Regions from separate parts of the Homo sapiens genome. Here region 1 is linked to region 2. A link is a contact called in ENCODE Hi-C data. All regions are on one chromosome and are shown on one strand. Each heading gives the region's core, a stretch centred on a gene start or an enhancer-like site at or near the end of the contact. The rest is flanking DNA. Distances are from core to core; before and after follow the strand shown. Region 1 has its middle 82 kb from the start of FAR2. Region 2 has its middle 280 kb from the start of FAR2.

Region 1 (4,294 bases), core at 223-2,722, 190 kb after region 2:
ATCTGAGGATATGCTCACTTTTCAAATATCTTAACATACAATTAAAAGATCATGAAATAAAAAAGAACAGGTAGATCTGGGATGCTGAGAAAACCAGCACTTTGATTTAGTTTTTGCATACTACATGGGCCTTTGCACATACTGGCCCCTCTAAAATGCCCGCCCCCTCCAAGACTGATAATCGTATTTCAAAATTATATTCAAGTTAAATGTCTCTTCCATGGTTTTCTGGACTCCACTCTCAACCTTGTTAGTCATTATTACTTCCACACTTGGTGTTTGCATTATATTATGTAACGCATCAGATATATCTTGTATCCTACCTCTTTTCCGCACAGCTCCACCCTTAACTCCAGCCACTGCTACTGTGGCTATTTCCACAAGTCACAGACTAGCTTTATGCAACTGCAAATTTGCCAGCACCTCAGCTCATTCCTTTGCTGTGTATCTTTTGCTTCCTGTCCTGTGTGTCTTTGACACACAGCATGGGTCACCTATGGGAATCTACTCAGTACTTTTTCACATCTAACCTATGGAAATTAACACATATGAGAAAATGCTTTGACAGACTGGCAAAAGAGTCAAATAATACATTCTTAGCTTTTCATACCCTGAAAAGCCAGTTCTAAGATGCAATTCTAAAGGCTCCTCAGATGGACCTGCAGAACTGAGTACCAGTCACCCATAGCATAGCCAACTTGACAATGCACCCCCTACCCTGTAATGGCTTCATCTCTTCCCTGTTTTTCTTCCCTTGTTTCTCATTACTGCTTCCTTTGATCACTTCCCAATTTAAGCCACCTGCATGTAAGCCATTTCTCAATAGGAAATTGCAGCAACTCAATAGAGACAGGACTATGATAACAGATTTTTCAGAAATGAAATCTGTTGCCTACCTGATAAAGACCTCTGCCTAAGTGGAATATATAAGCAGAGTATAAGGGAAATGTTGAATGGATGATGGAAGAAAAAAATATGATGATAAGCCTTGGTCTAATAACAGGATACAGTTCTAGAAACTGTAGTCATTATGCATATTTTGTGTTGATTGATTATTTTTCTCCCCTCTCCCTGATACTTTGTGTGAGAGGTTTGTGTGATGGGGGAGAATGCTACAATTTAAGTTCCAGTTGAAGTTAATGTGTGACTGACATCATTCCATCACTATCTGGTAGGGATTTTGTGTCTCCTTGGTGTTAGGAATGACAACATCTTCATCTTCTAAATAATGGGCAAGAATAGATGCTTTGTGGACAAAGCAATGGAATGTGCCAGTCTCTATCTATTTCCTCACTTAGATCCATTCTCCACTCTTTTCTTCCCCTCTCTGTATTAAGTAGGCTGCTCTTAATGAATTGCACTTTGAGAACTCCCTAATGGCTGACTTCCAGTTGGATTTGACAAGCAGATGGGCCAGCAGGGGATTGGAAGGCAGAAGAAGAAAAATGTTGGGACATTTCTTTCCTGACCTCTCTCTGCTTGGCACTATTATCTCTGGTGGCAGCTGTGTCCCTTCCAATCACAACTCCCACTGGGATCTGGTCACTCTATGTCCTCCTCTGTTCCCAAAGAAACAATTGCTTCTCATTGTTACTAGTCTAAGTGACAAATTGTGCCTTGTTTGTCCTCTTAAGCCTGCTTCCCCTTATACTATTGAAGTCTCTTCATTTGAGTTCTATGAATGAACTCTGGTTTTTGCCAAGACCCTGGCTGATTTACACACACACTTGTTTTCACACATGCGCATGTGCACACACACAGACACACACAGATGCCAAGACACAGAACACTCTCATTTCAATGAAGATGACTCATCTATGACTCATTCTATGAAGAATAATAGTAGTTAAATATGTCATAAGAACAAAAGAGGAAAAGACAATGAGGAACTAGGACAATTTACAATTTATTTTAATAAAAGCTGCTAGCCATTTTAAATCATGTTTAAATCAAATCTCCTATTCCATTAAAAAGTTTTATAGCGATAGCAAACATTTTATTATTTTGAGAGTCACATCTTTCTCTTTTCTAGGCCTCCTTTACAGAGAGAATAAAAATTATATAGTGGCTATAAAATAATAGAAGGTAGAAAATGTGAGATGTAAGTCCAATAAGCTACTGGATAATTCCAATTAGACTTTAAAACTATCCTTTTCCAATACTATTCTTCTCCTTCACCTTCTTTTCTCTAGGTAAATCCTTGCACGACACTTGTTTCTTTCACCATCTTTCCTGCCTGTCCATGTTCCTAGTGTACCCTTTCATTTATCTCTTTATATTGGGGTCCCATACTCCTAAATTACATAATTTATATACATTGCAGGACACATGGGCACAGTAGCTGGTATGACAAAATTGAAATGCCAGTTTATACTTAATTTTAAAATGCTTATTTCATGATATATTATGAAGGGAGCTAAGCATGCCTTAATATGACTTTGTTTATCCCTAAGACTAAATCACAAACGATTATGGTGTTTAACAAAGTTTGGTGATGGCACAGGTTCACAAGCCCACTCTTCATTTCATATTTATCCCCCACATCAATATATCCCTCTGGAAATCACAAGAAGAAACAGTCTTCTGAGGAAAGTCTGTTCATCATCATTCACATTAACTTCATCTGCAAAGAGGGTAGTAAAAGACATCTCCTTTTCTTGTTCTAATTCTAATACTCAATCAGCATCCATTTCATGTTTGAATGTCTACTTGTTTTTGAAAACTTGACTTCAATGTTTTGGGGTCCATGGTGGATATCTGCCATTTCTTTTATGGACACATGACATGGGCACCATTAAACTGGTAACTCTCATCCCTGACTCTGAACTGGGAGGTAGTAAGTAACTGAAAAGGATTCTCTCTGAAGCAGGAAGACAAAGTTCTTGGGCCAACAGTGCAGAGGTCTGGGTGGCAGCATCCAACAGTCAGTGCCAGCGGGATTGGCACTGCAAGCTAAAGTGTCCAGTGCTCAGAGGAAGTTACTGCAGCTTCCTCACTGAACCAGTCTGTGACAAGACTGTGAGTATTTTTCCAGGTCACACAGCCACCAAGCACATGGTTCTCTATTTCTCCTAGAAATTTATAAATTTACCCAGCATCCTCTTTTTAATTTCCTTTTTTTTCTTTTGGAACTCAAATCCAAACAGAAATTGATTTAATTGTACTCCTATGCTGTCTTGCTAGAAGACTATTTTCCTGCTTTATCTCATTATTTCTTCCATTGTTTCACCTTTTGATTCTTTCATTCTACCACCAGCAAGGATACCTACTGTAATGTGTTGGTATATGTACAGGGATATGTGGGTGTGTGTGTGTGTGTGTGTGTGTATTTCTTTGAAAACCTATGTCATCGTTTTGGGTATCATGTGATTTTTAAATTTACATAAGTGGTGCTAAGCTGCATATCATTCTATTTTTTTTCACTGAACACTCTGATAATAAGATCTATCTGTGTTTTTGTAGGTACTGTAATTCATTGCCTCTGCCACACAGTAATACATAATAATCGTTATCGTATTTAGTTTATCTCTTCTCCTAATGATGGCAAATTTGGTTGTTGCCTCCAGCTCCCTGCTGTAACAATGCCACAATAAACATCTTCAAGCATACCCCTTCATGGACATATATATTCATTTCTCTGGAGTCTATGTTATGAGGAGGATTACTAGATAGGACATATGCAAAATGTGTATATCCGTCTCTACTCTCATCAGGTATGCGTGGTTTCCTACTTCCCCGCACTCTTGCCAGCACTTGGCATCATCCTACTTTCTTATTTTTCATACTCTGACTGATGCGAAGTGCTGTTGTTTCCCTGATTACCAGTTGTTTATTTACTTGTTATATATGTATTTGTTAGCTATTTGAGTTTCTCCTTTCGTGACATATCCTGTGTCCATTTTTCTTTTTGTTTCACTACCTTTTACTTGTGAATTTATAAGGGTTCTTTCCAGACATTAATTCTATACCAACTTTAGACATTGTAATTATCTTCTCCAAATCCTACATCCATTTACTAATAAAATAACTTATTGTTCCACATGCATTTCCCATACACAGCTTCTATTGTTTACATCTAAGAACTTAAACTGAAACTGAGACCATAATGGTACCTTTTCTTTCTTGGTTATCAGAGAAAGTTATCTCCAAGAATCATTATTTTGATTGATGAATAACATAATGTTCATGAGGTCTTATGTAAAATATTATCTGCCTTTCCTTATATTTCTCACTAAAAAAATCCATATCTGCCCTCTAAATGTTCTACGCCTTCTGCAAATCTGTTTCAAAACAG
Region 2 (4,332 bases), core at 1,695-4,194:
TTGGTTCAGAATAAAACATTACCCATTTCCTTATTTCAATTTTCTTTGTGTCCCTGTAGCACCTACAGAATAGCTAGCAAGTTCACCTAGCAAGTTCTCAATAACAAAGTGTTAAATAAAAGAGCCCATTGCAAGCCTACAGTTTATTAACTTAAGACCCTTAAATTGACCTTAAATGCTTTGGTGAGTGAAGTGGTAGAAAAGACTGATACTGCAGGTATCAAAACCAGTTTTGTGGCAATTATCATATACACAAGGGGAATGAAATGTTATAGTTCAAATGCGGTAACTTGAAAGTTTTATTAATAAAACTGAGCCTGCCAGATACCACCACGTAACTGGAAGTTTTCAAGTGCTCTCCTGGGGGCGTCTCAGCATGGTCAGTGTAAACATTCACTTACATTGAGATTATTGTAAACCACCCTGTGCTGTGAAACTCATCATAATGCAAACTAATTACCATGAGACAGGCACAGTAAGTTTAGTACATCTCATCTCTCCCGTTCTCCTCCTTACGTCCATGCTCCCTTTTTGAAGTATGTAAGAAGGTCTCTATTTTACTTTTTCATCAGTTCTTAGTTCATTACAATGAAACAAACATTACGATGAGCATTTACTATATACTATATACTGGGGATTTCTTGTAATCAAGAAGCTTACTCGGTCCAACAGGTTGGCATATTTTTCATTCTTTTAATGGTCACACTTATTCATTCCTAAATTTGACACTGACTTATAATGATAAATAAATTGACTACCATAGATACTAAAAGAATCATCTGAAATTCAGATTATCCCAATTTCTCCCAATTTCATCCTTTATTTTGACTGGTGGTGTCTAAGTGCATGCAAGACAAGCTCTTTCTCTGTGAATTTCAAAGGGAGTGCACTAGGAAAAAACTTCATGTTTTTTTCTTCTGTAAATCGTCAATTTGGAGGGTTTTTTTGGTACAAATGGAGTCAGAGTGCTTTATTCCCTTGTATCTCTCACATTATGTGGGTTTGTTAACTGCATGAGTCATATGGCTACAACTTTTGAAAATTTCAGACTTAACAATAAACAGTAAGAGAACAGATCTCCTTTATCTCTGGAGCTGGGTATTCCGTCATTTATAGACAGTTGCCCAGAGCTATGAAATGCTGAGTGTGTGAGTGACCAACTAGGGGAGGTGTTTGGAGCAGACATTCACTCCGTCTGTGTCTGTATAATACTTGCCTGAGACCTGTTTATCTTCCATCTCTAACCTCAGCAAATCTGTGTCCGTGACTAGGGAAATGTGGGAGAACTCAAGGGGGCATAAAAATAAAAAGATGATTTCGTTTTATAAGAACATGAAAGAAACTGACATGCTCTGTTGAAGTGCCCAGTAGTTCAGAATGTGACCTTATGTGGAAACAGGGTCTTTGAATGTGACCTTATGTGGAAAAGGGGAAATTGAATGTGGTAATCATTTCTACATTCATTTCCTGGGGCTGCCATTAAAAAGGTACTACATACCAGGTGGCTGAAACAACAGAAATGTATTGTCTCACAGTTCTGGAGGCTAAAAATCCAAACTCAAGATATCAGCAGGACTGGTTGTTTCTGAGGGCACTGAGGGAGAATCTGTTCCACACCTGTCTCCTGGCTTTTGGTAGCATCAGGCATTCGTTGGCTTGTAGATGGCATTCTCTCTGCATTTTCACATTATCTTCCCTCTATATATATCTGTCTCCATGTCCAAATTTCTCCTTTTTATAAAGACACCAGTCATATTGGATTAGGCCCACCCTAATGCTCTCATTTTAACTTGATTACCCATATAAAGACCCTGTTTCCACATAAGGTCACATTCTGAACTACTGGGCACTTCAACGTATCTTTGGGAAAGATAATTCAACCCACAGCAATCACCAAGAAAGTGAAGTGACATGCAGACTTAGAAGCAAACCTAATAAATCTGCATTCTTTAAATAAAAGCCTTGTGGCTCTTCCTCCTCACACAGCTTCAGTCCTTAGACTGACTTGTGCCCGACTTAAATAAGGACTGTGTGTGAACAGAATTTTCTACCTCCTGAGGCTCTGAATATATTTCAAGATAGAACCATGAATTTGTGTATTCATTCCAGGCCAGGTCTGGGGCAATAATTCTAAATCACAGTGCCAAATCTGTTATTAGTTAACTTGTTTTCCAAGCTACTTTTTTATGAGTCTTCATTTTTTGATCTGTCAAATGGGCATGAGTATGTATGTCTTAACTATCCCACTAGAATATATAAACTCTGCAAGTATAGGGATGTTAGTGTATTTTGCTCACTAAAATATTCCAAAGCAGCCAGAACAATGTTGGCACATAGTAGGCAATTAATATGTATTAAATTCATAAATGAATAAATAGGCTTGCTACATGCATTAAGTTTATATTATGCATGAAAAGATCTAAAAGTTAAAATGTTCTGGCCAGGCGCAGTGGCTCATGCCTGTAATCCCAGCACTTTGGGAAGCTGAGGCCGATGGATCATCTGAGGTCAGGAGTTTGAGACCAGCCTGGCCAACATGGTGAAACCCCATCTCTACTAAAAATACAAAAATTAGTAAGGTGTGGTGGCACGCACCTGTAATCCTAGCTACTCAGGAGGCTGAGGCAGAAGAATAGCTTGAACCTGGGTAGCGGAGGTTGCAGTGAGCTGAGATTGCGCCATTGCACTCCAGCCTGGGTGACAGAGCAAGACTCTGTCAAAAAAAAAAAAAAAAAAATTAAATGTTCTGTAATGGAGAGAGTTTGCAGTAGAGAGGAAGAGGTGTGCTGAGGAAGTTAGAAGATGAAGTGTCTGGCCTCAGCACTGCTGACTCACTGTATGGTCTATCCTTAACTGTAAAGTAAGGGAGATAATTTCTAAAGTCTCTTTCACTCTAAAATTCTGAACTTATATTTTTATGACAGGAAATGCAGTGATAATGTGTGTTTCTAAGTCCCATGTAATAGAGGCAAACCCTCTGGTACATACTATACCTACTTTTTGTTCTCAGGCTTTCTTAGGGTCTATGACTAATTTGAACTCCTTCCTTTGTACACAGACTGAACTTGAGCCACACCCTTGAAACCAGTTGAAATGGAACCCATTCTCAAGTGTTTGGGCTGGAACCATGGAAAGAGAGCAGATGCAATGGTCAGACTTTCTCTCATGTGTATTCTTCTCCAGACTTGGTACAAAATTGAAAAGGAAGTTTCATGTGCAGAAAACTACCAGGAATGAAAAGTAGTGGGTTTGGATGACTTTCCCAGAGTGGTGGGAATTTGGAATTCTTATAATGCAAATCAATACTAAGTCCGTTTAGAATCAGACAAACAAAGTGATGATTATTTTACGTTTTTGGGCCCAGAGCAAATCTGCTTCCAGCTAGTCTAGTACCTATTAACATTTATAAAGTTCTTTCTAGTAAAGGACAAGTCTTTGGGGAATAGCTCATGCCTAGCTATTTCGTGCCTTTTCACACTTGGCATAAAACAGATCTACAAATCCAGGTTTTGATGTGGAAATTCTTCCTTGTTATAAGAATTCTGATTCTTGAAATCCTCCCTTTCCCACCCCACTCTCATCTCCTAAAACTACCTGGTGGTGAAAGAAGTCAGTGGGGAATCATTTCTTAAGCATTATGATTGGCCTGCAAGAAAAATCTACTCTGCTGGTTTTATGACCCAGATGGAGGCTCAGACCCTCTCTACCAGGGATGGCAATTCTCATTGACTCCAGACATGCATGCGCTGTCTATCCAGGGCATGTTGTGGGTATCTTCAGTACCTCTCTTCTCCGGGTTTCTAATAACTTTAACTGTTCAATTTCCGCTCCCTTTGCTATCCTATAAAAAATGCAACCCCTTAAAGTGAGGAAGCTGCCTCAGCCAGGAATCACTCAGCTCACACGTACCAATATGTTGCCTACGGAGTTCAATGAGAAGTATGTTTCTTACTCCTTGGATGAATAGCTAGACCTAAAAATCCTATTGGCCCCAAAATATCATGGTATCTTTTGGAATATAAACTCTTTAAGCAATCCTGATATGATTTCTTGATAGTGACCACTTCCTTGTCCAGAGGAGTGTGTATATGGCAGCAATTGTACTAGGTTCTGGGATATAAAGGTAAATGCCACATGAATTTGCCCTCAGAAACTTCACATTCCAGATGGAGAAACAGATAGGTAAACAACCACCTGCAACACAGTGTGAGCTATAGAGATGATAGATAGATATTAGATAGATAATAGAGATAGATATAGATAGGTAGATGATAGAAAGAAAGAATGGACAGGCACATTGTTTAGGGGAAGATTTGTTTCATGTAGGGGTTC

Evidence for each region. Hi-C counts contacts between places; a loop is a spot of excess contacts on that map. Pooled maps may share reads with other maps.
Region 1: a map of dorsolateral prefrontal cortex shows a loop between it and region 2 (5-fold over the local background). The contact joins two enhancer-like sites. A Hi-C loop is called at or near these places in 3 of 168 maps with a recorded cell type or tissue (PC-3, dorsolateral prefrontal cortex and posterior cingulate gyrus) and 3 of 50 pooled maps.

What each region holds. Positions count from the first base shown.
Region 1 is chr12:29,064,644-29,068,937 of GRCh38, forward strand. No RefSeq gene overlaps it. Among named protein-coding and RNA genes, the nearest start is that of FAR2, 82 kb to the right of the region's middle. Within about 2 kb of position 1,473, at least 2 of the 41 ENCODE cell types and tissues checked have a DNase peak (open chromatin) inside an H3K27ac peak, as active enhancers do.
Region 2 is chr12:28,868,252-28,872,583 of GRCh38, forward strand. No RefSeq gene overlaps it. Among named protein-coding and RNA genes, the nearest start is that of FAR2, 280 kb to the right of the region's middle. Within about 2 kb of position 2,945, at least 2 of the 41 ENCODE cell types and tissues checked have a DNase peak (open chromatin) inside an H3K27ac peak, as active enhancers do.